Linked DNA regions of Homo sapiens: regions 1, 2, 3 and 4 are each linked to region 5. A link is an interaction called in ENCODE POLR2A ChIA-PET data of the cell type or tissue named here. Cell type or tissue: HepG2. All regions are shown on one strand. Links, peaks and the distances in the headings refer to the core of each region. The heading gives the core; the rest is flanking DNA.

Evidence for each region. Peaks named below come from ENCODE experiments on the same cell type or tissue, not always from the same donor. Only the 100,000 strongest peaks of a DNase experiment are listed, where the experiment ranks them.
Region 1: POLR2A ChIA-PET joins it to region 5 with 223 read pairs; 5 of 35 experiments call an interaction of 5 or more read pairs at or near these places.
Region 2: POLR2A ChIA-PET joins it to region 5 with 50 read pairs; 2 of 35 experiments call an interaction of 5 or more read pairs at or near these places.
Region 3: POLR2A ChIA-PET joins it to region 5 with 10 read pairs; 3 of 35 experiments call an interaction of 5 or more read pairs at or near these places.
Region 4: POLR2A ChIA-PET joins it to region 5 with 23 read pairs; 5 of 35 experiments call an interaction of 5 or more read pairs at or near these places.

What each region holds. Positions count from the first base shown.
Region 1 is chr6:1,308,769-1,314,951 of GRCh38, reverse strand. FOXQ1 (forkhead box Q1) reads right to left here and starts at 2,854. Exons shown (of 1, transcript NM_033260.4): 1 at 194-2,854. The coding sequence starts at 2,247. The coding sequence ends at 1,036. RefSeq lists an enhancer at 1,684-2,400. In HepG2, for the core only: CTCF peaks have their summits at 1,116, 1,722 (motif pointing right) and 3,407; DNase peaks (open chromatin) are centred at 3,011, 3,371 and 3,801; H3K4me3 peaks cover 3,624 bases.
Region 2 is chr6:1,332,203-1,338,385 of GRCh38, reverse strand. All of the region lies in intron 1 of FOXF2-DT (FOXF2 divergent transcript), which reads left to right. Among named protein-coding and RNA genes, the nearest start is that of FOXQ1, 23 kb to the right of the region's middle. In HepG2, for the core only: a CTCF peak has its summit at 1,948; DNase peaks (open chromatin) are centred at 1,965 and 2,815; H3K4me3 peaks cover 1,599 bases.
Region 3 is chr6:1,288,053-1,294,235 of GRCh38, reverse strand. LOC105374879 (a long non-coding RNA gene) reads left to right here. Exons shown (of 2, transcript XR_001743918.2): 1 at 1-6,183. Among named protein-coding and RNA genes, the nearest start is that of FOXQ1, 21 kb to the left of the region's middle. In HepG2, for the core only: no CTCF peak of the experiment used is centred there; no DNase peak of the experiment used is centred there.
Region 4 is chr6:1,322,347-1,328,529 of GRCh38, reverse strand. FOXF2-DT (FOXF2 divergent transcript) reads left to right here. Exons shown (of 3, transcript NR_187218.1): 2 at 3,603-3,777; 3 at 4,322-5,055. Among named protein-coding and RNA genes, the nearest start is that of FOXQ1, 13 kb to the right of the region's middle. In HepG2, for the core only: no CTCF peak of the experiment used is centred there; DNase peaks (open chromatin) are centred at 1,739, 2,749 and 3,409; H3K4me3 peaks cover 577 bases.
Region 5 is chr6:1,226,100-1,232,282 of GRCh38, reverse strand. No RefSeq gene overlaps it. Among named protein-coding and RNA genes, the nearest start is that of FOXQ1, 83 kb to the left of the region's middle. RefSeq lists an enhancer at 5,656-6,156. In HepG2, for the core only: no CTCF peak of the experiment used is centred there; DNase peaks (open chromatin) are centred at 1,502, 3,602 and 4,182; H3K4me3 peaks cover 2,410 bases.

The sequences.
Region 1 (6,183 bases), core at 1,116-5,115, 83 kb before region 5:
TGGAAGTCCTATCTGGAAATCTGTCTAGCAATGCATCTCATACGGAAATCTGCAAGCCCATTCTATAATACCTTTATCGAATTATTCAGGAAAATATTTTTATCTCCAGAGGAAGTTTCTTGAGACCAAAACCTGAGCCCATTTTTTTGGGAGGGGGGACAGACATAAAAATCTCTCCACTTCCAACCCATCATCACAATGTGTTAAGTCAGTTGTTTTATTAAAAAATAAGCACTATGCTTGGGTTTCATAAAATTTATACATGAATATGTACACAGACACAAATAAAATAATATTAAAAATAAAAATCACACTTGCTTTCAAGGCAGTGGTCCTGGCACCCCACATACATAATCAACTTTTCCTTTAAAGAAATTGCTTGGCCCAAGGAGACCACAGTTAGAGAACCACTAATAAAGCTGTAGCCCGTTGCCTGCAACATTTTCAATTCGGGTTTCAAAAATATATAAATAATTTAATTACAAAACCCAACATTTTTTTTCTCTTTTGGCACAGTGAAGCATCGGTCAATAGCAAGAAATCACTGAAGAGCCTCTGACATGTCTCTCACACTCAGTCATACCTGGAAATGCCACATACGTACACGGATGGGGGCCCAGAAACCCCAAACAGTAGTCATATCATTTATAGTGTGGAAAGGTTCCCTGATGTACTTAGGGGGGAGGGAAGGGACATAAATCAATGGAAGTTGCGACAAAAACAGTAGAAATAAGACGAAGCCTGGGCGTTAAAGAAAGACAAAAAAAGTCCTTATGAAGGGAAGGAGGAGCAGGCTTCGCAAAGAAACTAAAACAAGAATTGCTTTGGTCCTCTGTAAAGTTATAAAACACAAAGGAAAATATCCTGGACTAAGTTTAAATACTCCTGTCAAAATGCTTTAGCTTTAAGGCACGTTTGATGGAGATTTTAAAAATTCATCTTCCTCTGGATTCAAAGTGCAAAGTCCGCGCGCGGGCCCGCGTTCCCGCCTCCCCGACGGCGCGCACTCGGCGTTCCCGGGCCCCGCGGCGCTACTCAGGCTAGGAGCGTCTCCACCGGGTACGGCAGGTGCGGGCCAGGGCGGCGGACTGAGGCCGCCTGCAGGGCTGCGGGCAGCCGCAGGGGGCAGTACAGGTGCGCGCCGCCGGCCGCCGGGCCTCGGAGTGGCTTGGCGGGGGCCGCCGCCGGGAGAGGTGCAAGCAGGAGGGGCGGCGCGGTCGGTGGCACCTCGGCCTCGCGCGCGCCCAGCCGCGCCGGCTCGCCCGCGCCGTACGCGCAGAGCGGCAGCAGGGCCCTGCAGGGCGCCGCGGGGAGGAGCGCGGGGAACGCGGGCAGCGGCGGGCAGGGCGCGGCGCCCCACTGAAGCGTCGTCCCGGGGGCCGTGTCCCTGAGGCGGCGGCTGCGGAAGGGCTTGCGCAGGATGCTGTCGATGGCGAAGGAGCTGGAGAACTTGCCCGCGGGGCTGGCGCGCTCCTCCTGGCGGGCGGGCGAGCGCATGCGGGGCGAGGCCGGGGCGGCGGGCGCGGGCGGCGGGGCGGCGGGGAGGCCCGGGGCCTCCTCGGGCCGCAGCCCGGGCGCGGGGACCGGCGCGCGGTGGCTGAGGCGCTTGCGGCGGCGGCGGAAGACCCCGTCGGCGAAGGTGTACTCGCTGTTGGGGTTGAGCATCCAGTAGTTGTCCTTGCCCCAGGGCCGCGAGGGGTCGCGCAGCACCTTGACGAAGCAGTCGTTGAGCGAAAGGTTGTGGCGCACGGAGTTGCGCCAGCCCGTGTAGCTGCCGCGGAAAAAGGGGAACTTGCCCATGAGGTACTCGTTGATCTCCGCCAGCGTCAAGCGCCCGCCCGCCGAGTCGCGGATGGCCATGGCGATGAGCGCGATGTACGAGTAGGGGGGCTTGGGCCGCCGCGTATATGGCTTGCTGCGTGCACCCTCGCCGCTCCCCGCGCCGCCCGCGCCTGGCCCCGCCGCCCCGGCCTCCGCGCCCTCCGCCACCACCGCTGCAGCAGCTGCTGCCGGGATCGCCTCCTCCGCGCCCGGCCCGCCTCCCGCACTCTGTTCGCCGTCGCCCTGCGTATCTCTGGCGCCGCCGCCCGCGGCCGGGCTGTTGGCCGCGCAGTCCCCATCTGAGCCCAGGGAGTCGTCTCCCGCCGCCGACAGCGGGGACGGCGCGTCGCTGCCGCCCGCGCCCTCCAGGTCACTGCCCTGCTTGTCCCCGTGGGCCGCGCGAGGGACGAACACCTCCAACTTCATGCCCGCGCACCCAGTCCCTCCCCGGCGTCGTACCCTCTTCCTTCGCGCAGCCTAGAGAAGCTGGTGCCAGGGAAGGGGATGGCGATCCGGGGCCGGGGATCTTCGCCTTTTTCTCCCGGGAGCTCTACCCTGGTCTTCCGAGATAGTCACTTTTCCGGAGTCCTCTTCCGCTGGGCTTTTTCTCTGGAGGGGCTGCAAGTGTTGGGTGGACTATGGGGCGGAGAGGGAGGAGTTGGGTGGGTGTCGCCTTCGGTTCGACGTTGAGACTTTGGGGTGAGTGTGTGCAGGGGCCGCGGTTCCACCCTCGGGTGCCCGAGCACGCCGGGCTTAGAAGGCTTTCCTGCCGGAGAGAAGCAGCATGCGCATCTGCTGCTCGTTAAAGAGCCCAGGAGGGGTTCTTCACTGGCGGTCCCAGGTCCCGCGCGGGCGTCTTCGGGGCACGGAAATGGTGCCGGATGATGTGCGTGCCACCGTGGGGGAAGGTCCGGCGCCTTCAGCCTTGAGCACCCGCGGAGGCGAGTCCCCGAGGCCGCTGCGCCCGCAGCCGCCTTCCCGCTCCCAGCCTCCGGGGCAGCATCTCCCCGCTGGCCTGCCGCGGCTGCGTCTCGCCTCCACCTTCGGGCCGGCCCAATATAACCCTGCGGCGGCTCCGCGGGGGCGGGGCCTGAGCGCGGACGGCAAGGGGTGGGGGAACGAGGTGGCCGAGGTGGTGGCGGCTCCCCAGTTCCCCAGCTCCCCAACGGGCGCGCACCAGGCGGAGGCCACACTGCAGCGCGGCGGCAAAGTCGCTGGCGCAGGTTGTTTGTTTTGGGTCGGCCGGCCCCGCCTTCCTCCTCCCGCCAATGGGGAGCGCGCGCGCCGCTGTGGGTTTGCGCGTGTCTGTGAGTGTGCGTGTGTGCGCGCGCGGGGCCGCTCCGCCAGCCGGCTCCTCCGTTCAGGTGTGGGCCCCAGCCCCGGGCAGCCCGCGAGGGCTCCCTGCGCCCTGGAGTTCGGGGACGCAGTTTAGGCGAGTGCGCCTGGTTGGGGGGACACGCCACAGTTCCCCTAGGGGGACACCTGAAGGGACTGGGTCTAGGGGAGCAGGGACTTTGCTCGGGCCTAAGCTGCACGCGGCGTATGTGCTTCTGTAGTAGTGAAAACGATGCTGCTTACGAAAGCAAACCCCTGTCGTCACTGCAGAGGTGCTGAACAGAAATTGCGCAGGACACTTGCAGTGACCTCTTTCGGGAGCCTTGTGCTGTGCCCCTTCCTATGAGCTCCTTTCAAGGACCATCTTGTCTTTTCCTCTTGTTTTAATGAATGCACTCCTGGGCTTGAAATTGTATGCGCCTTTTTGGATGACCTTTACTCTTGCTCACTAAATGGGCTCCGACTTTCACTTTTCTTTGTCTTACTTTACCTTTTTCTTTACCTGGCTGGTGACTCCTGCGGGAGGACAGCAGCGTCCTCCTCTTCCCCTGGGGCGGCTGTGTCTGGCGCAGGGTGCTGGGCTGTGCCTGCACTTGTGTCCCTGCGGAAGCCTCAGATGCCGCCGAGCTCCGCCGCTTGGTTCCCGGGATCTGACAGTCAACAGGAACGACGGAGAGGGCGTGTTCCCGGGGGCGGGGGCAAGAACAAACCGGTTCACGGCCATTTCTTTCCAATATTCCTTTGGGACTTTTGCTGTGACCTCACTGGCACCAGTGTCGGACAATCTCGAAAGGGGGGACCGTTCCTCACCCCAGGGCGCCCGGGGCGTGATCCCCACGCGGCGTCATTAGTCCAGGGAGCGGGCGCCTCGGCCCCGGGAAGGTGCACTTCCAGCCCGCTGCCCTGCCACGCCGAGTTTCCTCCTTTTTCCTGCCTTTGTTGCACAAAAAGCGACGGAGCCGCTAGTAGGTGGGAGCTCACCTTTGATGTTTATTTTATTACTTTCCACCATTTGTGTTGAAAACGTACACAATCCTCTCTTATCTTTATTCAGGGAGTTTTGAAGCCATTCACAATGGGGCGGGCAACATGACAGCCCCAGCCACAGCTCTGTTATTTTTGTATTTGGGGAAGGATCGCGTTCGGAGATTAGACTGACTTTATTAAGTATGCGCCTCGGGAGCCAGGTGGGGAATGGCTGCTTTTTGGGAGATGAGCCTTTCTGGAGGGGTCTGCTCAGCTCTAGCCTTGGAGTTGATGGTTCACTAGACCTGGAGAGGGAAGTGGGATGAGACAAATATGTATATCTATATATATATAGCGAGGTAAAGAGGCTTGGATTTGGCCAGGGATAAAAGGCGTTCGTAATGAATGTTTTTCTCTCTTGAACTCTGGGGTTGGGCAGGGCAGGAGGGCACATGACTATTTGATGGGGAAGGTAAAGCCAAGGAGGCTTGAGGTGGGACCCGTGGTCGCTACAGAGTCCAAGGGAGGCCTCTTCGAGACTCCAGGGCCAAGGTGTCCTGCCACCAAGGAATGCTGGTCGCCGCCAGGGAAGGTGGCTCACCCCACCTCCATGTCCCACTTTCCCCCTTTCTTACCCAACCTCCTCCCCTCCCCAGCTGCAGGGGATCCTCTCCTTACCCTGATTTCATTTGGGGCAAGGGGGGCAAGGACCTGCCCCACCTTTTATGTCTATCCTGTGGGCTGCTGTCTGCAAGTTTGGAGCCTGAAAAGGTTGGGGGGCAAGAGAGTGAGTTGGAGGTGGGTGAATTCTCAGCTGGAAACCCTTTGCTATTTTTAGAGTGACTTAGGGAATGGGCAGGTGAGAGGTTGCTTGCAGCCACCTAAGTGGACTTTGAGAAGGAAGATGGCATGGCAGGCCGTGGACCACCTGGATAGGATTAAAACAAAACAAAAACAAGCAAACAAACAAAAAAAAACCCTACCTCAGCTAGAATGGAAGCTCCACTAGAGCAGGGTTTTTTTCTTTTTTTCTTCATGACTGTATTCCCCTATCCTTGACACATGAATGTGCCATTTGCTGAGGATAACATGATTGTCTTCTGTTAAAACCAGAAATAACACTGCTTTTTCCATTTGTGGTTGATGTCGGTATCAATTTTAGCTGTTGTTTTACAGCGGGGAAATCATTCACCTTTTGCAGCTATCAGAGAAACCGAGAATGTATGGAGCAGGGCGTGTCTATCCACAACACCCTCAAGGCTGAATACAGTTGGGGAGACCAGACGCTGCCAGACGTCACATGCATTTTTTTAAAGTTTCCCAGAAGTGCTTGGATATTTCTGCCCCTTAATTCCCATTCCTTGGGGAGTACATTGATGGGTTAATAAAAAATGCCTGCAGGTGGAGCTTGACCAAACACTTGTAGGTAAGAAACACCTATTAGCTTATTTTCCCCCTTGCCCTTTAATTTCCATGGAGATAAGTGAATAAACTATGGCAAAAGATAAGTTCATATTTCCATGATCGTATGACCTCCCTGAAGTGGTGATTTTAGGAAGATAGTGCATGTATCTCTGGGCACAAAGTAACTTAATTAACTGTGGAAACTATCTGCAAATTTAACGCTTTCCATAATTTGATAGTGCTTCACTGACCCAGTTCCTAAACACTAATCTTGGGAAGAAAATAATTTAATTCCTAAAATACCTAAGGTGACTCCCTGTGGAAATATTGATGACTTGCCCTATGCATTAGAAGATCACGCAGGCTCCCAGCCCAAAGGGACTACAGAACAATCTTGATCACATCCACCCAGCAACCTGGAAACAGCTTTGAATTTCTTGTCGTGTTAACCTCTGGATCTGAAGAGAGGGTAAACTTAAAATTACCTTCCCATGGGGACCTGGGACTCTGGATGAATCTACAGTACAATGCTGTGAAGAACTGAAGAGCCTCAGGCTTAGAGACCAGGCTAATGTTGAGAGTCCCAGGGCAAAATGCATGGCTCTGAATCCTTGCAGAGTCTCCCTAGGGGCATGGAGAGGGCCCTGACTTGGGGCT
Region 2 (6,183 bases), core at 1,293-5,292, 110 kb before region 5:
TGTTGCCCAGGCTGGTCTTGAACTCCTGGGCTCAAGAGATCCTCCCACCTCGGCCTCCCACAGTGTTGAGATTACAGGCCTGAGCCACCACACCTGGCTCCTCCTTCTTATTTGAAGGCTGTATTCGCTTTCCCTCATTTATTTCACCAGTCCCCTGTTTACTGATGGACAGTTAGGTGGACTCTCATCTTTGCTCTTACAAACCAGGCTGGAATGAATAAACTTGATCACAGGCATATTGCATGTATCTATGAAAAGATGTGAGTTCAAGTGCAGGAATGCATATGAGCACACTTTTGTGCTGAAAACTATGATTATTTTAATTAGTGATGACAGCAAAGATCACACTTTTTTGAAAGGAGGGTTTTATTTTTGACTCAGACTGAGCTGGCAGTCATCCGAGACCCTGTCATTTCTGCATGTGGTATTATTTAGCCACATTATCTTTCCCATCTTGTTCTTGTGCAATTGTTTTTCTGAAATCTAACTGTGGGATTGATTTACATAGCCTGTTAAATTCCATCTTGCTGGCTTCGGACTGTCGTTCTCACCTGTCAAGATAATTTTGGTTGTTGACTTTGCCATCTAATATTTCCCCCACCCGCCTGGGTTTATGCTATCTTCACATTCAGCAAGCACATTATTGCCATCCATTGGTTCATTTGGTGACTATTTATTGAGTGCACTTTGACATGCCAGGCATCTTTTTTTTGTTGTTGTTTTTGTTTTTTGAGACGGAGCCTTGCTCTGTCGCCCAGGCTGGAGCGCAGTGGTGCGATCCCGGCTCACTGCAATCTCCGTCTCCCAGGTTCAAGAGACTCTCCTGCCTCAGCCTCTCAAGTAGCTGGGATTACAGGCAAGTGACACCATGCCTGGCTAATTTTTTATTTTTAGTAGAGATGAGGTTTCACCATGTTGGCCAGGCTGGTCTTGAACTCCTGACCTCAGGTGATCCACCTGCCTCGGCCTCCCAAAGTGTTGGGATTACAGGTGTGAGCCATGGTGCCCAGCCACCAGGCACCAATCTAAGATCTGGGCATACAGCGGTGAACAAAACAGGAAGAAATCCCTATTTTCCTGGAGCTTTCATTCAAGTGTGAAAGACACATGAAACAAAGATAGGTACATATGGTAAACTCAGTAATGCCAAGTGCCGAGGAGAAAGATAAAGCAGAAGAGAGAGATAAAAGAGGAGAGGACTTTTTTTTTTTTTTCCCAATTTTAGATAGGGTGGCTAGAGAAAACCTCAAAGGAAGTGGTAACATTTGAGCTGAGATCTGAAGGTGTTTCTATCCAGTTCATTGGAAAACATGGTGGAAAAGAATTCTTTGATGTGTCCCTATAGGTCGATGTTAATCCATTAACTGGCACCTTTGGGTTACAACTGATTAATCCACGGAATTTCTCTGTAACTTAATTGTCTAACCTACATTTCTCTATGCCATCCTTGAAGATATTTTCGGATGTATTAGAACTGGATAGTCAGTGTCTGTGGTGTTTCCCTGATGTAGTCTAGTGAAACTCTCACACAGGGAAATGAGATTAATGTGAAAAGACTGTTTTTCTCTTGTCAACTTGGAGTCGCTGTTAGTGGTTACTGAGTGGCACAGCTGAGCAGGGCAGGCCGCTGTGGGCGAGTCAGTTTCCGTGGGCCATTTTCCATCTTTCTTGACCTCTTCTATAAAGTCCAGGCAAAAAGACCCAATCCTCTTACCAATGCTGTGGGAAATTAATTCTTTTCCCTAGTACACTTTGGCAAATGTAATTCTGAATAACAAACCACTCCTTTAGCTCACTCATTTCAGCCCAAACTGAAGGTGTGACCCTTCATTGACATCCCTCCTCTCTTGGGCGCAGCTGCCTCTTAGGGGTTGAGACTGTGTGCTGGCAGGTAGCACTCTCCAGCTGTCTTGCTGTTATCTTCACACTTACCTGCAGGCTGCAGTGTTGCCATGATTATCACCCAGCCCATGCACCAGGTTGGGTTTTCCAAGTGTACAAACAGGTTGGGTGGAGGTTTCAGGTAGACACTGAATTCATAGAGCAGACAAAGAAAGCATGGGAGGTTAGCTCTGAGTTCCAAGAATAAAGTAAAGCCAAGTGCCTTCATGAAGCCCCCATAATGTTTGTAATAAAGCTCACCACTGGGCTTTCTGGCCTCAGTTTCTTCATCTGCAGAATCCATGGGCTAGCCGTGATTATACTTAAGGCTAATACTTTACCCTGAATATTCAGGTTCTAGGTATATGCTTCATTAAAACTATCTAGGGCCTCAGAAGTTTAGAATTCTGATTTCGCAAAATTCTGATAAAAAATAAAATGTGTGAACATGAGGGCAGCAATCTTGGTAATAAGGAAAAGCCTGGGGTAGGGCTGGAAACCTCGTAGGCACAGAGGCCCTCCAAGAGGTCCCTTCCCATTGATCGGGCCGGGCTAGGGCAGTCACAGCGTGCTGGTCTGGTGGAGTTTATGCAGCAACACAAACAAGAAACGCAGCAGCAGGGACAGAAAATCCCCATGAAGTCTGCCTTCTGCAACTAACTCTCGGTCCACCCCTCTCCACATCTTGGTCTTCCCTTCCCAACCCCATTCACATCCTTCCAGGGGAGAACGTGCAAGAAATTTCTCCTTTCCTGCAAGCAAAGGAATCCAGTAGTGCCACCTTGGTCAGAATGGCCCTTTGTTCTGCTGTTTAATGACTAATTATGATGCTATGAGAGGCATACACAACTCTGGCAGAGCCAGGCCCTCCTGCTCCAGCAGGGCTGAGCGGCTGGAAGTGTGTAATCTTCGGAAAGCTGTGACTGCGACCTGGAGTTGCGTAAGAAATAATTACAGAATCCAGCCAGGGCTTGCTTCTTGCCACAGGCTCCAGGCTTTTACCCCCGGTAGCTTTACATGCTTGTTAATTTTTAAACTGTCGAGTAGTAGCAGAATATTTTGTAAGCTTCAGTAATGGTTGCAGAGTTCAGTTTGGGGCAAGGAGAGGAAAGGGAGGGCGGGGGAAGGAGGTGAAGGAGTGGGTCCCATTTGCTTCCAGAACAGTTTTGTCTTTCTGCAAGCCTTGGTCCTGTGGTAGGCCTAAACTTTCCTCCTTTACCATAGAAAAGGAGTTTAAAAACAAACATACAAGCCTTGTTAAAGTCTCTCAATTTTTAAAAACCAGTTCTTTAAAAAAAAAAATCCTTTGCAATACTCATTATCTTATAAAAGAGACCTCATGTATGATTTTAATCTTAAAAAGTAAGTAAAAAAAAATTCATGTAGCTTCTGGTTAGCTACCAGAATCTTAAGGAGAAGAAAGAAAGATTTTTATCTGTGAAAACTCCTGCATGCACTAGCGACAAAGCCTGATGCTCTAATCTGCTCAGACGGCCGAAGCTTCCAGTCTGAATCCGTGGCAGGCAGCCTCTTGACCTCCAAGCATCGGTCTCTTCTGCAAAATCAGGGCGCGTCCTCTGTTGGTCTGTGTACTTTTGTGGCGCCTATCACTGTGGGATCTGGGCTCAGAGACAAAAACATCAGGCAAAATACAAATTTGTGTATTATGGAAGGAAATGCCGTCTGGCTCCCTGGAGTCACCCTTGGCTTACGTGCAGTGAGGACTTTATCCCAGGGTGGTTTGCATATAGCCTAAGAAAAAGTGTGGACGAAACCAACCCTAGAGACTTCCTTGTTTTCATTTATAAAAGAAGCAACAAGTTAGTGTTTGTGAAGTTGGGTAAAATTACTTAAGTTTTAAAATGTGCTGCTAACTGTCTCCATTGAAACAGGTAACGGCCTTCTACTCAAAAGAATGAGGAGGTTTCTTCTCTCTTCCTTTCCTTTCCTTTCTCCTTCCCTCCTCCCTCCTTTAAACCTTTATGCTTTCCTTCCCTCCTTTGTTTTCTCCTCCTTTTTCTCTTTTGTATTCTTCCCCAAATAGTAAACTATGTTTGTCTTAATAGTAAAGTAATGCACATTAATGATAAAAATGACTTCTGCCAAGTAGAATACAAGAGTGTAAGGTAAAAGATAAAATGTTTTTCCAAAGATAAAAGACCTCTCCAGCTTTACCAGATACACAGAGGTAACTGCAATTTAAGTCTTTCTTAAAATCTTTCTGAAAATTTCCTCTGCACGTGCAAACTTTCACACAGACGGATATATATCTATTTAACCTTCACTGCAAATGGGGTCACACTCGATGTATTGTCCGCAGCACACTTCTCCTCACTCAACAGTGTATCTCAGAACCTTTCCACAAGAGCATAAGAATCCACCCATGCTTAATAGTCCATTGTGTGGTTTGTATCATAATGAATTTAACCAGTTTCTTAAATTGATATTAGCAAGTTTTCTCCCCCCATTTGGGGAGATTACAAACAATACAGCAAGACGTGTCCTGGTACCCTTGCACTCTTTGCACAGATGAGAGAACAAACCCTTAGGCTGAATTCTTAGCAATGAAATTGCTGGGTCAAAGGGTATGTAAATTTTACATTTTAATAGATATTGCCAAATTGCCCTGTGAAAAAGTTATATCAATTTACAACCCTATCAACATTATATGAACTGCCTATTTCCTCAAAACCTCACCAACTCCATGTGCTATGAAACTCTTAAATCTTTGCCAATAGGCAATAAATGGCAAATGATTATTGCTGTAATTCATGTTTCAAGTAAGGAAGACAACATTTTTTTGCATTTTATGGACTATTTGCATTATTTTCTGGAATCTGGCCTTGACTACTGTTTATTTTTATTGTATTTTTTTTTTTTAGTTTTAAAAATTGACTTTAAAAGCTTTATCATTACCTTTATTTGTCAGATAGGCCACAAATATGTTTCTCATTTGTCTATTGCTTAAACAAATAGAAGTTTACATTATTTAAAGACTCACACTTACCCACCTTTTCTTAGAAAGCATTTGGGGTTTGTGCCATGCACAGATGAGCCCTGCTTCTACAAAAAAGACTTAGGACTCTTCCATGCTTTCTCCCAGAGTTCTTATGGGCTCGCTTTACACATAGAAATCTTTGCTGTTTTAGACATGTGTTCTGGTGAATGGAGTGAGATGAGGACTGGGTTTGAGAAGATTTTGTTGGCTCCACATGGTTTTGCAAATCAACCTGCTGCTCCAGTGATGACATGCTGCTGAGGGAAGGTTTGGTGGTTCCTGGGAAGTTGAAAGGATCTGGGCAAGCTTTTTGTAAGATCCAGCAGAAGCTTACTCTCTTCTTCTTGCATAGAATATTCTGCTATTGGGCTAGGCGTGGTGGTTCACGCCTGTAATCCCATCACTTTGGGAGTCAGAGGCAGGCAGATCATGAGGTCAGGAGTTCGAGACCAGCCTGGCCAACATGGTGAAACCCCGTCTCTATTAAAAATACAAAAATTAGCTGGGCACAGTGACGCGCACCTGTAGTCCCAGGTACTCAGGAGGCTGAGACAGGAGAATCACTTGAACCCAGGAGACAGAGGTTGCAGTGAGCCAAGATTGTGCCACTGCACTCCAGCCTGGGCAACAGAGCAAGACTCTGTCTCAAAAAAAAAAAAAAAATTCTGCTCTTATTCTGGCTGACCTTTGAAGGAGGTCTCACAGAGTACAGGGAAAGATAGCAAGAAGATGGTGAGAGAAAAATGGAAAACTGAGGGCTCGTGGAGGAAAGGGAGAAACACAAACTTTAAATGGGATTAATCACTTATGTGCATAAACCTTAGAGCTAATAGGACCTATTTCTATTTTGACAATGTAAACATAGAAGACAGAGAATCACTGAGCTGAAAAAAACAATTGAGCAGATGAATTATCTTCATCTTTTTCCATCTAGTTATGCTTGAAAAGAAAATAAGGAGATTAAAAACTTTTTTGTTAGTCTCATTTCAATAACATTTTTGCATTGTATTTTTTGGTTTAACAGATTATTATTATTATTTTTTTTTTTGAGATGGAGTTTTGCTCTTGTTGTCCAGACTGGAGTGCAATGGTGTGATCTCAGCTCACTGAAACCTCTGCCTCCCAGATTCAAGCGATTCTCCTGTCTCAGCCTCCCGAGTAGCTGGGACCATAGGCGCATGCCACCACGCTTGGCTAATTTTTGTATTTTTAGTAGAGACAGTGTTTCATCATATTGGTCAGCCTGGTTTTGAACTCCTGACCTCAGGCAATCTGCCCGCCTTGGGCACTATGTAATCCCATAG
Region 3 (6,183 bases), core at 1,203-5,202, 62 kb before region 5:
CCCATTTTAAAATTGGATGATGATTATTATTATTATTATTTTTGCTGTTGAGTTGTATGAGTTCCTTATGTATTATGACTATTAATCCCTTGTCAGGTGCATAGTTTGCAAATACTTTCTTCCATTTTGTAGGTTGTCTCTTCACTGTGTTGATTGTTTCCTTTGTTGTATGGAAACTTTTTAGTTTGATGTAATCCCATTTGTCTATTTTTCCTTTTGTTGCCTGTGTTTTTGAAGTATTTTCCAAAAAATCTTTGCCTACTCCAGTGTCATGAATAATTTTCCCTATGTTGTTTTTCTAGTAGTTTCATAGTTTCATGTCTTACATTTCAACTTTTTATCCATTTTGAGTTGACTTTTGTATACGGTCAGAGATAGGCATCTAGTTTCATTGTTCTGCATATAAATATCTAGTTTTTCCAGCATCTTTTATTGAAGAGACTGTCCTTTTCCCAGTAAGTGCTATTGACACCTTTGTTGAAAATCAGTTGGCTGTAAATGCGGAGATTTATTTTTGGGCTGTCTACTTTGTTCTATTAGTGTATGAGTCTGTTTTTATGCCAGTACCTTGCTGTTTTGGTTACTATAGCTTTGTGGTCTCTTTTAAAGTCTTCTATCTCTTTCCAGCAGTGTAGTCTTGTCAAGCTACTTCATCTCCCAGTAGCTGTTTCCTCACTGGGAAAATAAGAGTTGCAGGCAGGATTAAATTCAATATGAATTTAATTTCCTGAAAAAGTCTTCTTAGGACCATTGCTCCATAAATAATGAAGATTTTAGAGAATAAGAATGTGATTTATGGGAGCCATATGTTGTTGGGTGCTGCATCCTTGGCAGTTTTCTATATTTTTCCTGTGGGGAGGCTCAACAAGTCAATGAATTGTGACATGCCCTCACCAGAGGCTGCTTCCATGGTGTGTGTGGTTTGAGACTGAAGATGCTCAGTCTAGGCCAAATGTCTGATCTAGCCATTTTGCCATTTCACATCAGCAAAGGGTGTGTGTGTGTGTGTGTGTGTGTGTGTGTGTGTGTGTACAGTGAGGGCGATGGGTGCAGAGCTTTTTCGACACTAACCCTTTCTGGCAGGAACCTTCCCACCTCAGTTGACGTGGCTCTTTCTCCTGTCTCTCTACCACTTTAGCTTCTAATATTTTTAGCTCTGAGGGCTGACCATGGCAATGAGCTTTTTCACCAGGCACATGACAAGTGTGTGAGACCCTCAGGGGGTCTGAGTTTGTCCTTGGACCAGGCCATCCTGCGAAGTCTCTGTCTTGTTCCTCCTGATGGAATCTGGCCTCACACACTTGGCCCCTGAAGAGGAGCTCGTGTCCAGAATGTGTGATGTGGGAGGGGGATGATTGTCCCACTCCTCTCCCCAGCATCAAATTGAGCCTCTGGGAAACTGTGACTTCAGCAGAATTCCTTAAAGAATGTTGGTGCCTCACTTCACGGTTAGGGTAGGGTGGAAGGAAAGATATTCTGGCAGCAGGCTCTTGAGTTCCTACTGGGTGGACATGCTGTCTTAGCTGACAAGGGTAATTATTGTTCCCCAGGCCATTGTGATGGAGTTGAGAATAGCAAACCTAGATGAAATGACTTGAGATGCTTAGAAAGGAATTTAGCAACAAGTGGAGAGTAATATAGTGAAGATCAAGTGCTGAGTGTCTACCAGGAAAGAACCCATCCAAGTCAGTTCCAAATCCCTTTGCAGAGACTTCCTGATTAGGTGACTTTTGAAAGGGTTTTGGAGAAACTTTTCTTCTACGGAAGTTCCTGGAGCTTTGACTCCAGGCCACAGCCAACACATCCTGGTGCTGCAGGATTACAAAAATCACCCTCAAGGAGGAAACTGTAGACCTGGATTTTTGGAAAAGAAGAGGTAGGCTGGTGTGATTCTCTATGACATGCAAGTTGCACCCTGGATTGCCTTTCTGTTCGTGAGCACTTCATATTTGCTGGCAATTGGGCAACCAGTGCCATCACCTCATTCACTCCTGACAACAACTCATGTATACATGGGTGCCACAGCCAAGCAAGGGTGGGCAAGCTGCCCAGAGTTAAGAGCAGAATAGGGGTCCCGGTCCAGGGTGGTCTGACCACAGAAGCCCTGCTCCTTACACTGCATTTGTTTCCTGCCTTGTAAGAAATGACACAGCCCCATCTAGGACATGAATGAGGATCTGTTAGGCACCAGGCACCATTCAGAGCCCTTGGTCAACATTTTCCCACACAGTCGTTTGGGAAACCTAGTACAGTCCACTAGGTCGGTGCTGTTATTGGCCTGGCTGTCAAGGAACAACAGGTATAAATATAAAGCTAATGGTAAGCAAGGTCCCTCCCGGTGCAGTGTGCCTCTCAGTCAGCTGCATGCTCAGCCACGTTACCCAAGTTATATCCTGCTTGGATGCCCAGAAAGGCTTGATAAAAACATGATGTGTAGAGTCTGAGTGAAGTGTGTATGTGAGTATATGTGTGCGCATGTATGTATGTGAGTATATGTGTGCGCATGTATGTATGTGCATGTGTGTGCATGTATGTGTGTGCGCATGTATGTATGTGAGTATATGTGTGCGCATGTATGTATGTGAGTATGTGTGCACATGTATGTATGTGAGTATATGTGTGCGCATGTATGCATGTGCATGTGTGCGCATGTATGTATGTGAGTATATGTGTGTGCATGTATGTATGTGAGTATATGTGTGCGCATGTATGTATGTGAGTATATGCGTGCGCATGTATGTATGTGCATGTGTGCTTACATTTGCATCACATATGTATGTGTCTGTGTGCACATATGCACGTGTATACATGTGCCTGTGTATGTGCACATAAACAGTGTCTTTGAGGGCTTGGCAATCTGTGTTGATGTTATTGAAGCTCTGCACCTGACTTCTGGTCACTTTTCTGTTACTGACCAGCTAAATAACTTTGAGTAAGTCATTGAACTTATTTGGACACTAGTTCCATCAACTGTTAGATATGAGGATGGGAATGGATTGTCTCAAAGATCCTTTTGAGTTCAAAAAGTCTATGATACCAGTGAGAATGTTCCAAAGCCTTAATGACACCTCACTGAATGCAGCTTAAAATGGCTGCAAGCTGACCAGACGATTGCATTCTCCAAGGTGAGCTGCCCTTCATACCTCATGCCCTTGAATAATGCAGCGTAAGTGTGTTTATTGTGCCAGCTCTTCTTGTAGTTTTATTCTAATCCCTCGTCTCAGGCAACATTTGTTTTGGCTGCAGTTCGATACTTCCTCCTTCAGAGCTATGCTTGGTTTTACCTCTAATTCTGTGGCCCTCAGGGGCTGGTTGTACTGATAAACTTTTACAAGTAAAAGGAGCTGTGGAGATGACCTCCAGCTGGGGCTGAAGGCCTATACAGCAGCACCTTCTTGCTGAAGCTAAGTGATCCTCTTGGGGAGGAGGGTTGGGGGTCCAGGGCCCCTGAAGTCAGGATTCCCCAGTGAGTTGGTCAATGTGGACTTAGATCTTGTTGAAATATCCAGAAGTATTTCTAAGTAGAATATTTTTGATCACAGAAACAAGGTAAATATTTTTGTCTTCCTTCAGTGGAGGACTTTGGAGCTCTCAGGTGGCTGCTCTCCATCCCAGGCCTGGCTGTAGGAGGCTACCTGGGTGGGGTGCAGGCCCATGCCTGGGGTCCTGGCTCCAGAGGCACCACATGCCACTCAGTGAGGATAAGAATCCATTCTGCAGCTTCTTTCAGCCCCACATCAATAAATGGAGACAGTGGGAAGGGAGCTGTGCTACTTTGAAGGATTTGGGGGCAGACTAAGAAGAAAACACATGTGAAAGTGCTTTGTAAGGATGAGTGCATGGCGGGGCGACGAGGGGCGTTGGAGGCACATGCAGCTGGGTAGGAGTTGCACTTTGGTCATTGGCCAGTTATGTGGCTTTGGGAACTGTTCAGACTTCTGGATCTTGGCTTCCTTTTTTGTTAAGTAGGTGATGATAGGGATCTCATTGGGCTGCTGTGAGGATGAGGTGTGTTTACAGTGCTTGGCAAAGAGTGGGGCTCCATGCACATAACTCCATTTCCTCTACATCTACATTGCTCTGCAAACGAAGGGTGCTATGACAATAAACCCACCCCAAGGCCAAAGGAGGGGCGTGCTGGGGGTGGAGAGGGATGGCTGGGAACTAACTAGCCGGCATCAGCAAAGGAGGGATTGTTTTGGTCTTTGTAGGAAATTAGGAGGATTGCCTTTCTCATCTATTACTTCCAATGAGTTCTGATGTTCTGGGGAATCTTCTCTGAATGAATCCTGGTATTGCTTCATTTATACTATAACTCTGTAGTATAACTATATCCTGTGTAATCCAAGCCAAAGATAGAGGGTTTGGGGACGACAGATATTTCAACAATAGTCACTGAGGCAAGGAATTGTGGATTCTAGGATGAGGCAGCAGGTGAAGGGCTTTGGTGCCCACACAGAGGAGAAGAGGGCAACTGGAGCGAGGAAATGTCTTGCTGTCCTGCCGTTTAGCTCTGGAAGTGTCTCTTGGGACAATCTTGGAGAAACGTCAACTGAAGTGCTAGTTTAGTAGCAGGGTAGCTGAGTCCTAGCAGTGTTTCGCATTTCTCCAGTGAAAGCCCTAGAGGACTTGGATGTCCCCATCTCTAAAGACACCGGTGGCGGCAGAGGCCCAGCTTCTAAACACTCAGGGTCACACAGGCATTGGTGCTTGGTAAACGTTTTCTTATATAATTTCAAAGCCATCTGTGACATGGCTGTATCATCCCCATTCTACTAGTGAGAAAACCAATGCCAGGGGATGGAAAAACAACTTCCTTATGGTCACACTGCCAGTCAGTGCCTGGTGGGACCCAAGCTGGGCCCCAATCCCCCATGTCCCCCTTGGCACCTGTCCTGCTTTAGGGAAGATGGTCTGTGGTCAAAGCTTAATCTTTGCTTTGATAAAGGATTAATTCAAATTTTGGAATGAAAAGAAGAGATTTTGAAGCCCTAAAACTGTACTGTGTGACAAAACTCCTGTTCTTGGGATATGGTGGCAGAAGTAAGGGAAAGTGTCAGAAAAAGTCCCGCAAGGTGAGAAAAACTGAAAAAGAGACCCCTTTCCTATAGAGGCTCACGAAGGGGAAATTGCAACTGTGCGACCCTGTCTGCTAGCTTTCTCTGTCACTTCATCCCCCATTCCTGTTGCTGTGTGCACTTTTATCCAACCCTCTTAATGTCCATGGCTGCGCTACCAGCAAAATCTAACCCCATCTGCTTGGCTAAGCTTCTTGCGCTCACCTATACCTGAGGAGTACGACATCAGGCTTCAGGGCTTATTGAAGTCATTACTCACATCATTGCACTAATCACAAACAGAAGTGAAAGTTGTAAATTGTATATAATTACATTTCATAGAGAAAAAAGTAGATTTAAAAATGGCAATTAATATTCTTAATAGCCAAAAGTTATTGCTAATTAATAAGAAAAACATAAGCACTCCAATTGAAAAAAAATGAGCAAAGGTCATAAAGACATAAAACTCGCCTGTGGAAACATACGTAGAGGAAACACAGAATTAGTGAGTGTGTGTATGGAAATAAATGGAAGGATAATGCTTGCTACCCAGTGTGGGCTTTGGGGGTAGATCTACCTGGACTGAGTTCTGGATTCACTATTTACTAGCTCCATGACCTTCAGCAAAGTAACCTCTCTAAGCCTTTGTTTTTATCTGTAAAATAGGGATACTTATTTTCCCTGCCTTGAGGGGTTATTGTGAGGATAAAAGAAAATAATTCTGTAAAGGGCTTAGTAAAGTGCCTGGTGCAGAGAAATTTTTCAGTGCAGATTAGCAATTGTCACTGCTAGTAGTATATTTGCATTGATAACAATTAGTAATTTAACATCTCACTGAAATCAAAGAAATGCAATTAAAACAACAAATACATATTATTTGTTACTTATCAGATTGGAAAACAGGTGAAAAGATTGACAGTAACCACTGTTGGTTAGATGTGGAGAGATGGGTTCTCTTGTGCAATTCTGGGATGGTAGGACCTGATGCCCCATTTCTGCAGGGCAATTTGGCAATATACATTAACGTTGAACATTCTGATAGTTTTTGACCCAGTCATTCTTCTCTCAGAAACTTATTCCTGGGAGATAACTGAACAAATGCACAATAATGAATATATAAGAATGT
Region 4 (6,183 bases), core at 865-4,864, 97 kb before region 5:
TCCAAATGTGGGCAGGCTGGCCTCAGAGTCCATGCTCTTAATCACTGAACTACATAGCCTCTTCACTCTCGAATCTTTAACTTTAGAAATCAGCTCTAGGCACGAGAGCTGTTACTGGATTGAAGATCCCATGGTAGGATCCCTGGGACCAAAGGCCCCTGTCCCCAGGCAAAGCCAGTGACTCAACACCTGAGCCTCAAGGCAAGGGGATCCCCATCTCAGCCTCTGTGGTGTGCTGGAGCAGGCTCCTACTAGCTCATGGCACAGCAGCCAGGGGTTGCATGTGCAGGAATGTCCCATCCAGTGTTTGGCTGCTGATGGTTTGAGATGGGCCATTGTGAGTACATTTTCACCATGGAATTTAGCAAATGCTGCAAGTCAGAGGCCATTTCCTAGATCACTGTCCCTACTGCAGGATCCCAGTCTTGACTGAAAGGGCCTGGTGTGGATGCAGAGAGCCTGCAGGGCTGAACTGTGGTGGGGGTGAGTATTAAATGCTTTCAGCTGCCCTATCTGCTAGAAGGTTCTCTCTGAAGGCACGGGAAGTGCTCAGCTCCAATGCATGGCAGCTGAGACATGCCCCTACCAACCCGGGGACCTCTCAACCAATCACGCCCTTGTCTCTCTGGTCTCTGCTGGGATCATTCCCAGGCAAGTGTATCATACCATTCCCAGAGTTTTCTCATGGCCTTCAGCACTAGTCACTCTCAGCAGTAGCTGGCTGGACAGCTCACCCTGTATCCACTGCTTTCTGTCCACCGGCTCACCTCCCTCCTCCCCTACTTATTTCTGGCACCTACCAAATTAATTTGTGCTCCAACTCTTTTACTGAGAGAGGGGTTGAGCGGACGGGTCCCCCTGCAAGCCACGGCAGGGAGTCCTTTGGCAGCCGAGGGTGCAGCCCGGCTTGATCTCTACTTCAGGGCCAGGAAGCTCTGCTGCCATGAAATCACGTTTGCTGTATGAATTTCATTTGCTTGTGGTGACAGCACTCAAGATCTCCTCTCTTAGCAATTTTGTTATGGCACTGCTTGCTATCACAAGGGTCACAGATTGTTTCATTCATACCTGACACCTCTGCTAGTGAGGTGGGAGGCTGAGGCAGGGGAATTGCTTGAACCAGGGAAGTGGAGGTTGCAGTGAGCCGAGATCGTGCCACTGCACTCCAGCCTGGGCAACAGAGTAGGACTCTGTCTCAAAAAAAAAAAAAAAAAAAAAAGATAAAATGCTAAGATCGGCAGCAGGGTTATCTTTTTGCAGACTGTCATTTGTCTTCTCCCCATGCCGGGACTGCCCCTGCGCCTCTTGCTCCTTATTTTGAAGACTTGATACTGTGGCTTTGCTGCCCCACTGCTGGGTTTCATGGTACGTGACCCTGCCCGCCCACCATGCCTTCCTTGCCTCTCTGGAGATAACTGCATGACAGGCCAGGGGAGAACCCTTTTCTCCAGGGGAGATGTGGTAAAGTCTAAAAGCGTTCCTAAGGAAAGGAGTGACCTGCACCCATTATCATCATCCTGACACAGCTGAGAGGGCTTGGGCTTTCGGCTCCTAAGCAGGCATCCCCTGAGCCTCCTCCAGGAGGGCAGCGTGAACGTTGCTGGAGATCCAACAATCAAGGCTTCTCTAGTAGGATGCGTCAGGGAAGCTGTCTGTTTGAACCAGTCTGCTCCCTGGCCTGGCAGGGAACAGAGAATGGAGGACTTGGATCCTGTTTATCCTTTAGATTCCTTCTGACTTAGAGCTAAAGCCTGGCCTTGGCTACTGGGCATGCTTAGCACTAACAAAGTGTTTCCTTCTCCAGTAGGGCAGAGAGAGGAAGTGAGGGGAGGGAGTGAGGAAGCCGACCGGAGGGTTGTGCAGGGGTGCGGGGGGTGGGGGTCTCTTCTCCGACTCACTGCAATCCTACCTGTTTGCTCTGCATCGCTCCCGTTCCCCTGGAGCCTGGGTTCTAAACATAGATTGCATATTTTATTAAGCCTGTGTTTGCTTTATAACTTTGGTGAAAAGCTGTAGGCAGCAGCAAAATGATCTGTCAAAGGAATTTAAAAGCACATTTCTTTAAGCACAGATGGTCCCCGACTTATGATGATCCAACTTACAATTTTTCAACTTTGCAATGGGTTTATTGGGTGGTGACCCCACTGTAAGTTGTGGGGTGTCTACACACTGGCATTGATTCACATCCTGGGACAAAGGAAGAGGGACCCCCAGAAGGGAAAACTGATTGTGACCTATGGGTGGTAGAACTTAACATCACATTTGCTGTATGAATTGAAGGTACTGCTGGTCACCACAAGTGTCATGGATTGTTTCATTCACACCCAACACCTCTGCTAGTGAGGTGCAGAAAATACAATGCTAAGATTGAAGCAGGGTTTTCTTTTTGCAGACTGCCATTTGTGTTTGTCTGTGGACAGCTGTGTTCAGTACTCACACTGAGTCCTTCCAAGGCTTACAAGCTGGTCCACTTGGACCTTGCAATTAACAGAGGTGTGAGGAAGGGAACATTGTGTTTGTCATGGATCAATGATTCCCTGTGTCTCTCCGCCCAGTCCCCCTTCCCCCATTTTTTTCCTTTTTGTAGAACTTATGCCCCATTTTTATTATGTAACTCAACAGAATGACTCAAAGGGTGATATTTCAGGCAGCAGAATGAGCTGGGGTGGGGGTTTGGGATCGGTGAGGCAAACAGAAAAGTGTGTGGAGAGAGATCTTATCGGGCAGAGAATTTGGGCTCCCTTCATGAATCACTCTGTGCAAACAGCCAGCCATTGGGCCTGCATGTGGGCTGGGTCTTGATTCTATTGAATCAACTGTGACTAAAAGATACGGTAGTTCTAATTTCCTGTGACTCATGAAAGAGCCTTATTGGGCAGGATTTGTTCTAGGCCCCAATCTTTTAGCTGAAACACTTCAACTTTGCTCATGGAAGAGGGGACTTGGGCCGCCAGACAGCTCTTTTCAGTCACACCTCATCGTGAGGTTGCATTTTAGAAAACATGGGCTCAGATTCATCTTTGCTGGATCCAAATTGGCTGAGTTAGCCTACTGATTTCAACCCCCTGAATGAGCTCAACAAATATTTCTGAAGTAGATGCTGAAGTCACACAAGAGTGGAGAAGGTGCTTGTCAAAGTCTTTGCCTTTCTCAACTCCAGGGAGAGGAACTACCTGGGCTTGAGGGTTTGTTTCAGCAAAAATCTAGAATAGGCCACATCATTTTGCACTTAACCATGATGAGGACTTTTATTGCATGTATGAATGTCCCCAGAGGCTATTACTCAAAAGGGCTCAGCTAATAAATAGGAGAACTAATAATTATCTTTTTTCAGATTGCTGACTGTGTGCAACTGCCGCAAGGGGTCAAAAGTGCTTGGTTTGCACAACATCTCCCCGGCATTCTTACACGTGTGGTTATGGAATCAGGGTGCAGGGAAGGGTCATGGAGCAGAGGGAATTGCATGTGCTCGATCTTTTTCACATTGGAGCTGCTTTCTGAAACCCGGCACGGGGAAGGTGAGGGTGCTGGATAGTTTGGGGGGGCCACAGAGTCCTGTGGGTGTTAAATCTCGGTCCCCCTCTGGGGACTTGTCCTTGCAGGGTGCTCATCCAGGCCTTAAAAGTTGGCAGCATCCCCCAGGAACTACCCTGTGAACAAATCCAGGCTTTCGGAAGCACGTGATTCTGCAGAAATGCCACATTCTCTTCCACATGGGCTGTGGGCTCTGAGTCCCCCTTTGCTTCCTCGGCCTATGTACCTGCTGAAGAAGACAGTGTGAGTGAATGTGGGGAGGGTGGAGGCAGCTTCATGCTGGTGTGGTTCCCCTTTTAGATGTTGGTGCTTGACACATGCCCATATTGAAGTGCAGCAGGCACCAGGGCCATAGATGGCTTTGCCCAGAGTGGGAAGGGGCTGCTACATACTGTGCATGATTTAAGAGGTACTGGGAAGTTTAGCTTTGCCCTGAAAACATGCCCCCCTAACTAGCCCCAGTTAGCTGAAATGCTGCAAATAAAGCTGTATCTCCTTTAACTTAAACTGTTATTGGGAAGGTGCCCTGGTTTGGGCAATTCAGCAAGTGTTACCCTTCACTCTATGAGAATGGGTTCTTGGGGTCAGGGCTGTCGAGGTATAACTCACATGCAGCAAAAACTTCCACTTTCTAGGCGCTGAGTTTGGCCAGTGTGTGCAGTCCTGAAGCCACGTCAGGATGTAGAGTATTTCCCTCACCCCAAGGTTCCCTGTGCCCCTTAGAGCTGTGCCCACCATAGCCCTCAGCAACCACGGATCTGATTTCTGTTCCTTCTGCCTTTTTCAGTGTGTCGTGTACATGCAACCTAAGGAGGTAACCTTTTACCCAGCCTGAGACTTCAGAGGGTATTCATATTGGGGACCAGCAGCCCGTGATGTTTGTCCCCCAGAGAGGGGGAGAGAGCTGCTGCCTGCAGAGTGGCTGCTCCTGCTTTGCACGGCCCCTGGCTTCTGCATCCCTCCATCCTCCAGCTGGGCACAGAGGTTGCCAAAAGGGCCAGTAGGAGGAGAAGGCTTCATGGAGGACGGGGGCAAGAGCGGGCCGACCATGCTGGCTTCCTCGCCTTGTGTCTGGCTGACTGCACAGGCCTGAGGAGGTAACCAACAGCAGAAACAGCTCTGGACAAATGAGCAAAGGAAGACTCGACTGAGTTTCCCCAGAATGGAGAGGAGCTGAGGAAGCTCCAGGGCCCACAGCGGAAGCTGGTGGACCATTTCACTAGGACCCTGGGAGCAAATCAGTCTGACTTGTGTTTGGCCCCTGAATCCCCCTGCTCAAGGCTCAGAGTCCTGGAGAATTGAGGGCAACCCCCACATTGCATGCCATGGATGGTGGCTTCCCCAGGGGAGTCGGGGTGCTAGGACTAGAGCATGCCTCCTACAAATGTTGACTTCCCCAGAAAAATACCAGCTCTCTTAAGTAAGGGTGGGTCTATCTGTGGGGATGATAGGGTCACCCTTATTATTCATACGTTCCCTGGGCCTGAGAACTTACCTGGAATACACTTTGTTAAATAGTAATATTTATTCTTATTTGAGTTATTTTTTTCAGGGCTTTTCTCTAGTTGCTGTATTTATCTTCTTTCAGTGTTTCCACATTTAGCATTAGTATTCTCATGTTATATTTGTATGAACACATATACATTTGTTCCCATGCCTTGAGGCCCTTGGTGCTAATTACATTGATATTTTTATGCTTTATTTTTCTTTATTTTTTTAGAGGCAGGAGTTTTTTCTCTGTCACCCAGGCTGGAGTGCAGTGGTACCACCATAGCTCACTGCATCTTGAACTCCTAGGCTCAAACGATCCTCCCACCTCAGCCTCTCAAGTAGCTAGGACTGCAAGCACAAGCCGCCATGCCTGGCTAATTTTTTGTTGTTCTTGTTACTTTTTTGTAGAGAAGACATCTCACTATGTTGCCCAGGCTGGTCTCGAACTGCTAGTCTCAAATGATCTTCCTACCTTGGACTCCCAAAGTGCTGGGAGCACCCAGGCTATTGCATTTTTAGGTTATATCAACTCTGCTACCCTGAGAATTGCCTTTAGACTTTGTTCTTAAATAAACAAAGGACTGAGCTGATCCTGTCAGCCCAGAGCAGCGGCCTGGGAGCCACCATGCGACCCAGCCCTAAATGCCTTGCTTATGATGAAATCTCTTGAAAATAGCCCAACTTCTGTCTCCTGCCTGTGAAGTAAGCATTCTCCTCTAATTCTCAAAGCTGGGATTTTGTGAGAAACTTAAGTTGTCAGGAGCACACTGGGGGAAACATAATTGGAAATACATGTTATGACCCATTAGAATGACAAGTTGTATATATCCATTGTACCCTAAGGCATCCAATATATTCTGCTGTGTTTGTAAGTACTTTAATCATGTTGAAGAATGACATACTGAAACTTGTCCCTGAGATTCACACTTGATCTCAAGTTGATTGAGTTTAGGGAAAAGGGAAAAAAAAAACACATTAGCGTGTTATTTTTGACATTATATGAGGGTTTTCATGGGTGTGAACTGTGAGGGAGGTGTGCAAGACATGTTCCAGCCCAACCCTCGTCCTTATGAGGCTTGCAGGGATGACCCGTTTCCCTAAGGTCACCCAGCTGTGTGAGACACAGCTGGAATTTAGACTAGGGTCTCTTTAGTGTCT
Region 5 (6,183 bases), core at 1,459-5,458:
ATGCCACAAGCAGCCTTTTGTGGTATTTCTTCCATCCCATTTTGAAGAAGTCATCTGAGCATGAAGAATCTTTTGAGTCAAAATGTGAGTAATTGTGCTGACTTGTTCTAAACAGCTAACGAGAATCTCTCACTCGAGTGTAAATTTGGGGTGTGTAGGTTTGAGTAAGGCAGTTTATGTAAGATGGGTGTGTTGGTTTGTTAACCAAGGCATTAAGGAGAGGGGTGGTGTGTATCAGCGAATCAAGTGTTGTTGATAGGAGACAGGAAGAAATCGCCTTCTATTGTTCTGTTGTACAATGTGCCTGGGGTTTTACCTTGCTGGCACTTTCTAACTCTGGCTTCCTGACTCCAGAACTGTTTCAAAAACCATTTTCACACCACATTCCTACAATCCTACTGTGTTTTCCATTGGAAATGCCATTTCTGCAATTTTTCACGTCTGTTTAGTTATTTTAGAACCTTGGAATGGGAAGCACCTCAAGATTAAAACCAAAGTAAACTGATAAAAAATAACACACTTTTCTCCAACCATAACATGTACCTAATTTGTGCAGTGACAGGCTCAGGGAGGAAAGAAGTGTGGGGCCCGTGGAGGACCTGGGGAAGCCACTGTCTGTGCGAGCTCCCATTGCCCTGGTCTTTTCACTGGTGAAGCATAAGAAATACAGGTGCCCGATCTTGACTCCTATGGAAAGCTTTAAGTGCCTCAGAGGTTCAGACAATCTCTTAACTTGTATTGAGCTACAGAGTTTGCTGTGCACTGGGAACCAAATTATAGCACTTTGGGAATTCTCCCCCAAATCAACAGGAAATAGATCTTTAAAGGTCTCTCAGCTGGGGCTTGGGTACAACGTTATTGGAAGGAATACCACTATCAAGACCTTGGTGTTCAAGCCCTCCTCATCAGTGAATCCAAGTAAAAGTGACTATTGCGTGCTTTGTGTTCTCTGCTAAATCAAATGCTATGGATTTCGTTTCTTTTGGCGTGTTTTGGAACCCTGGAACAGCTCTGGCTTTGGTGTTAAGTGCTTCCCTGGACGTAGCCAATGTGGACACTGCTGGCTCTGCAACCTGACTGGATGTGATGCAACATAGGACTGCATTGCCAAATATCCCACCTGAGTGTGGCTTAGTGAATTTCTCATTGCCAGTCCTGGAGTATCACCCTTCCGTGGTGAAAGCCTGGCTCACTCAGCCCCCCACAAGAGTGAGGCAGTGCATAAGCAGGGAATTCTGCACCTAGATGCAATGGGTTTAAGTTTTCTTCCCCAGATTTGTGGCATCAGAGGAAGACAGCCACAGAATTTTGGGCAAGGCACTCTAGATTATGGGGATTTAGTTTCCTTAGCAGTAAAAGGAAGGAGTTAACTTAGACCTCTTTGTTTCTAGCACTCTATTACTTTGAGTTTATTAGAGCAAGTGAGTACCTCTATCTGTAAGAGGAGACAAATAACATGAACTTAGGACCAAGAGGCTGTCTTCCCAGTGTTTGTTGGGGATGTTTACTTTGGGATAAATACTCTGAATAACGTCTCCTCTTTAACTCATTGAGAACACGTTTGTCTGCAACAGAAGCTGGCAAACTATGATCTTCTGGTCAAATGCAGCCTGCCTCCTCTTTTTATAAATAAATTTCTACAGGAGTACGGCCACGCTCATTCATTTAGACATAGACTGTGACTGCAGTTGCACTAGGAGGGCACGGTTGAGGGGGTAGGGCAGAGACCACCTGACCTACGAAGGCAAAAGTATTTGTGATCTGGCCCTTTACAAAAAAGTCTGTTGACCCCTGGTCTGGAACATCATTCATCCCATAATACTCACCCAGGTTCTGCAACGTGCCATGCTCCCTACCAGCTGTTGGGCACAGAGATAAGCCAGACCCAGTGCCCGACTTGGAAAGATTCCCAGCCTGGTGAATGTTCAATGAAGAAATTAGAGGTTTCTTTATTTAAAACAATAATACAGACAGCAATATTATTCACAAGAAGAATTGCACACTGTTTTTTATAAACACCAGTAGTGACGATTCTTCCCGTTCTCTTTATTGTATCTGTAAGAGATGTGGCTGCCTGTTTGGTAACGTTTCCTGTGTGTCTTTTTTTTTTATGCTAGATTTCAGTGTTCCTTAGAGCAAGGCAATATCTTTTTCTCAGTGAAATGAAAAAAGTAAAAATGATTCTTCACATCAGGTCCTGCTGAAAACATCCCGTGTGCCCATCTTCTACAAAGAGAGGCCAAACCCTTTTGTGCGGGTGCCGAGGCCTCGGTGTCCTGGCTGCCGCTCCCCTCCTGGCTCCCTCGTCCACTCGCCTTCTCTCATGCTCTCAGCTTGGATCTTGCTCAGGTGCTTGCAGTTTCCTGCAGTTTTGGGTCTTCTCGCCTTTCTGCACACCACTTTTCCACCTGATGTCACCCCTGCCCTTTCTTGTGTACCCCTTGAGTCCCCACTCTTTCCCTCAAGGCTCTGTTCAAGTCTCACCTCCTCTGATCCCTTCCTAGGCAAAGATGTTTACATTGTCTTTTGTGCAGCAACCACAGTTTGTATATAACTCCACTACTATACTTATTACACTATATTGTACATATTTGTCTATATCAGTGTTTCTCAGTACAGGGGAGAGTAGCGATTTTGTTCTTCAGAAAACATTTGGCAACATCTGTAGACATTTTTGGTTGTCACAACTTGGGGAGAGGTGGGTGCCATGCTCCCATGGGTGCGTGTAAAGGATGCTGAAGACATCTTACCACGCACAGGACAGCCCCACACACAGGCCCATCTGGCCCCAGGTGCCAACAGAGCCGAGGCTGGGAAACCTTGGTCTACATACCTGCCTTTCCCATTAGGCTGAGCTCCTCATCCGCAGGGGTTGAGACTGGTTCGTCTTTGCGTGTTCAGTGCCTGGCACATAGTGGGCAGTCCATCTTATTGAAAGAGTCAATGTCTTCCATGTATTTTGCCACCTGAAATCCATAGCACAGAGCTAGAGTTATAGCAGGTGCCAATAAACACATGTTGATGAATTGTTAACTGATGAAATGAGAGAAAGGAGAAACACCCTTGCTTGTAATCTGGTGACAAATTGGAACCCACTGCTCTCCAATGAAGTTAGCCTCCTTCAGATCAATCACAGCTTCAGAGGAAAAGGTCCTCTTTCTGCTCAGAATTGTTTGGCATAGAAAACATTTTCGCCATTCCAACCTCCTCGTTCTCACGAAGGGAAAGAAAGGAAGAGAGGATGGGTGCTCAGGTAAGGAGAACTGGCTGGGGCAGAGGGGGTACGCCGTCCTGCCCTGAGAGCCCTGTGAGAGAGTGAGGAGTTTGGATAGGCGTCGGCGTTGAGTGCACTTGGGAAAAACATGTCTCTTGAAACTTCACTGAGAGGTGATGCAAAAAATTCTGCTCCGTGCCCTGCAATTGTTGCCTCTGGGGCTCTACTATCCTCAAGAAAGTTGGGGAATTCCAGGCTGGAAATATTCAGAAAACCATTAGCTAGCTGTCATAATGGGGAGGTGGAGGGCAAGCTACGCAGAGGTCACAGATCATCTGAGGCATTGCTTCAGCGTATAAGCTTGCTTCCCACACAGCTCTTTGAAGAGTGGTTCATTAACCGGGCAGGAGACCACTGGTTTTGAAGCCTCTTTTTCTCTTGCTCAACCTTGGAAAGAGCTGGGTTCCAATGGGACCATCCAACTCACCAGCAGGTAAAGGTGTGAGACAGGGAAAGGGTGCATTTGCTGAATATCTAAATCCACTCGATAATGGTGTCTGCAGGCTTTGATCCTCAGTGCCAGAATTGTGAGTTCAAATGAAATCTGAGGATGGAATTAACTCCAGGCATTAAGAAGGGCAGAAGTGCAGTTTCTTTGTTGAAGGAGGCCACCCACTCGTAAGTTTACCTTGCTAGCCTGTAGCGCTCCAGGCAATCTGTCCTTTTTGAGCAGGTGCTGTGGAATACTATCTCCTAGATAAACCCTTGATTGTGGGCTTTGAGTTCTGGCGACCCATGTTTAAAGGGATCACGCCAGCCCATCAATGGTTAACCGTGGAGAAATGAACCTTCCCAGAGGAGGTTATTTGTTCTAGATGTTGCCGTTCTGGTGACTTCAAGGAAATGGTGTGTGATCGTGTTTGTATGTGTGTGGCTTCTCCTTTCTTAAACACATAGATTACAGTGTGATTACATTGTGATTTGGAAATCGGTGATTCTAGATTGTGCTGTTGTGCTGACAGAGGGAGGACTGGATTACACAATGATGATATTGTAGGTGGTGCAACCCTCAGGCGCTCGGCCAGCCTGCGGCCCAGGTGCATGCTGTTTGGAAAGATCTGCGTGCTTGTCCTATTGTCATTTATTCACACCAGTGCACAGCTGTGATAATGAGGCACATCGCCCCATGCAAATCTATAGAGTAAGTTTCATGATAAGGCTAGCTCTTTTTAGGAAATCGGTGGCAGGTTTTGATAGAACCCCTTAGAGGCCTGTATGTTTCTAGGGCTTAAATTTTGCATCCTGGAAGTTTTAGCTATAAATACTGCATAGACTGGTGAGGTCTACAGTAAGCCAATTCTACCAGTGTTTAGGCCACGGGACAGTGATTTCCTTATGCAACTTTCTTTAGGTTGTTGCTGAAACAGGGATAATACTGGCCCCCACCTTGATGTTTGTTTCAAGGAAAACCTTGTCTTTCATGGGAGTGTGTTATTGCTTCTCCCAAGGGACACTTTCCGTGGTAAAGAGGAACAGCACCGTGGTTGTTAGGGCAGGTCTGAGATGCCCAACTAGGGTGCTGTTGCCCCCAGGGACATTTGGCAATATCTGGAGACCTTTTTATGCTACAATCACTAGGGAATGCTACTGACATTAGTGGGTTGAGGCCTGGGATGCTGCTAAGTGTCCTGCAATGCACAGGACAGCCTCCAACACAGAAATATCTGGCCCCCAATGTCAATAGCGCAGAGCTTGAGAAACCTTGGGGTATACAAGTTGGAAACATCCCTTCCCTCTAAAACCACTGGCTCCATTATTATTTAATTTTACTCTGCTTGTAACCTGGAAGGCCCATGGGGACCTTGCTGAGCATACAATGCCTTTTCTCCCAAACCCCAGGACCCTTGTTCCTGGAGTTGGAATTAGATGCTCACCTGCTCCTTCTAGCAGCTTCCCCACCATTTTCCCTGTTTGCCCTGAAAAATCCCATCTCCTTTGAATTGCACCCCTCAGACTATACCATTCTCCTGTAGTGAATGTTACCGTTCCCTACAGTTTCCTACCGAAGGCCTGGCTCCCCTTGCAGTCACCGTAGATTCCCATGGTCAGCTTCTTCACCTCTTCTCCTGGCATCATTCCTGGCAACTGCAAGACCTCTCCACACACGGACGATTCTGCACTTACAGGCGTTTCCACCCACCTCCTGCCAGTCCTTGCTTTGCACGGTGACTCCTTAGACTTGCCATCACCAGTGATTTCATCATTGTCCATTCCTGGCCCCCATGGCCCACCCCGGCAGCCTACTTACTGCCCCTGCTCCTCCTGACTCCTGCACACTGACACCCCCACACCCACACGGCGTAGAGTGCAAGGCGCCGCACTCTCAGCATGCCTTTGCACACACCCTCAAGGCTCCTGGAAAAACCCAGAGCTCAGCTTAGCTCCAAGCTTTCCCTGCCCTGGCCCCTCATCTGCCTGGGAGACAGCTCTGCTCCAAGTTACACCCAAGGCTTTCAACTGGGCACTTCTGGGACCTCCGCCTCATGCCGTTCCCCCCTTTCAATGACAGAGTCCCTCCTTATCCCCACTCCCAGCTGATGATCTGGTTTCTTATTTGGCTGAGAGAACAGAAGCCGTGGACACAGAGCCAGCTCATCCCTGCATCTGCTTCGAGTACTGAAGCCCCTCCTTGCCCCTCCTTGTTGGGTGAGCCGCCTCTGCTCCTCTGGCAGGAGGCTCCCTCCAGCTGTGTGCCAGGTCGTCCACTCTCCCCTCCAGAGCAAGGGCCACCCTCGCTGACGAGGTCTGCCCTCTTGCCGCAGCATTGGTTTCACCTCCTGTTTTGGATCTTTTCAAACAGCACACGAACATTCGGACTCTCTCCTACTTAGGAAAAGTCCCCCCCTTGGGCGACCTTCCATGCCAGTTACTGCTTTATTTCCGTCTTCCTTTTCACAGCAAGGCTTTTT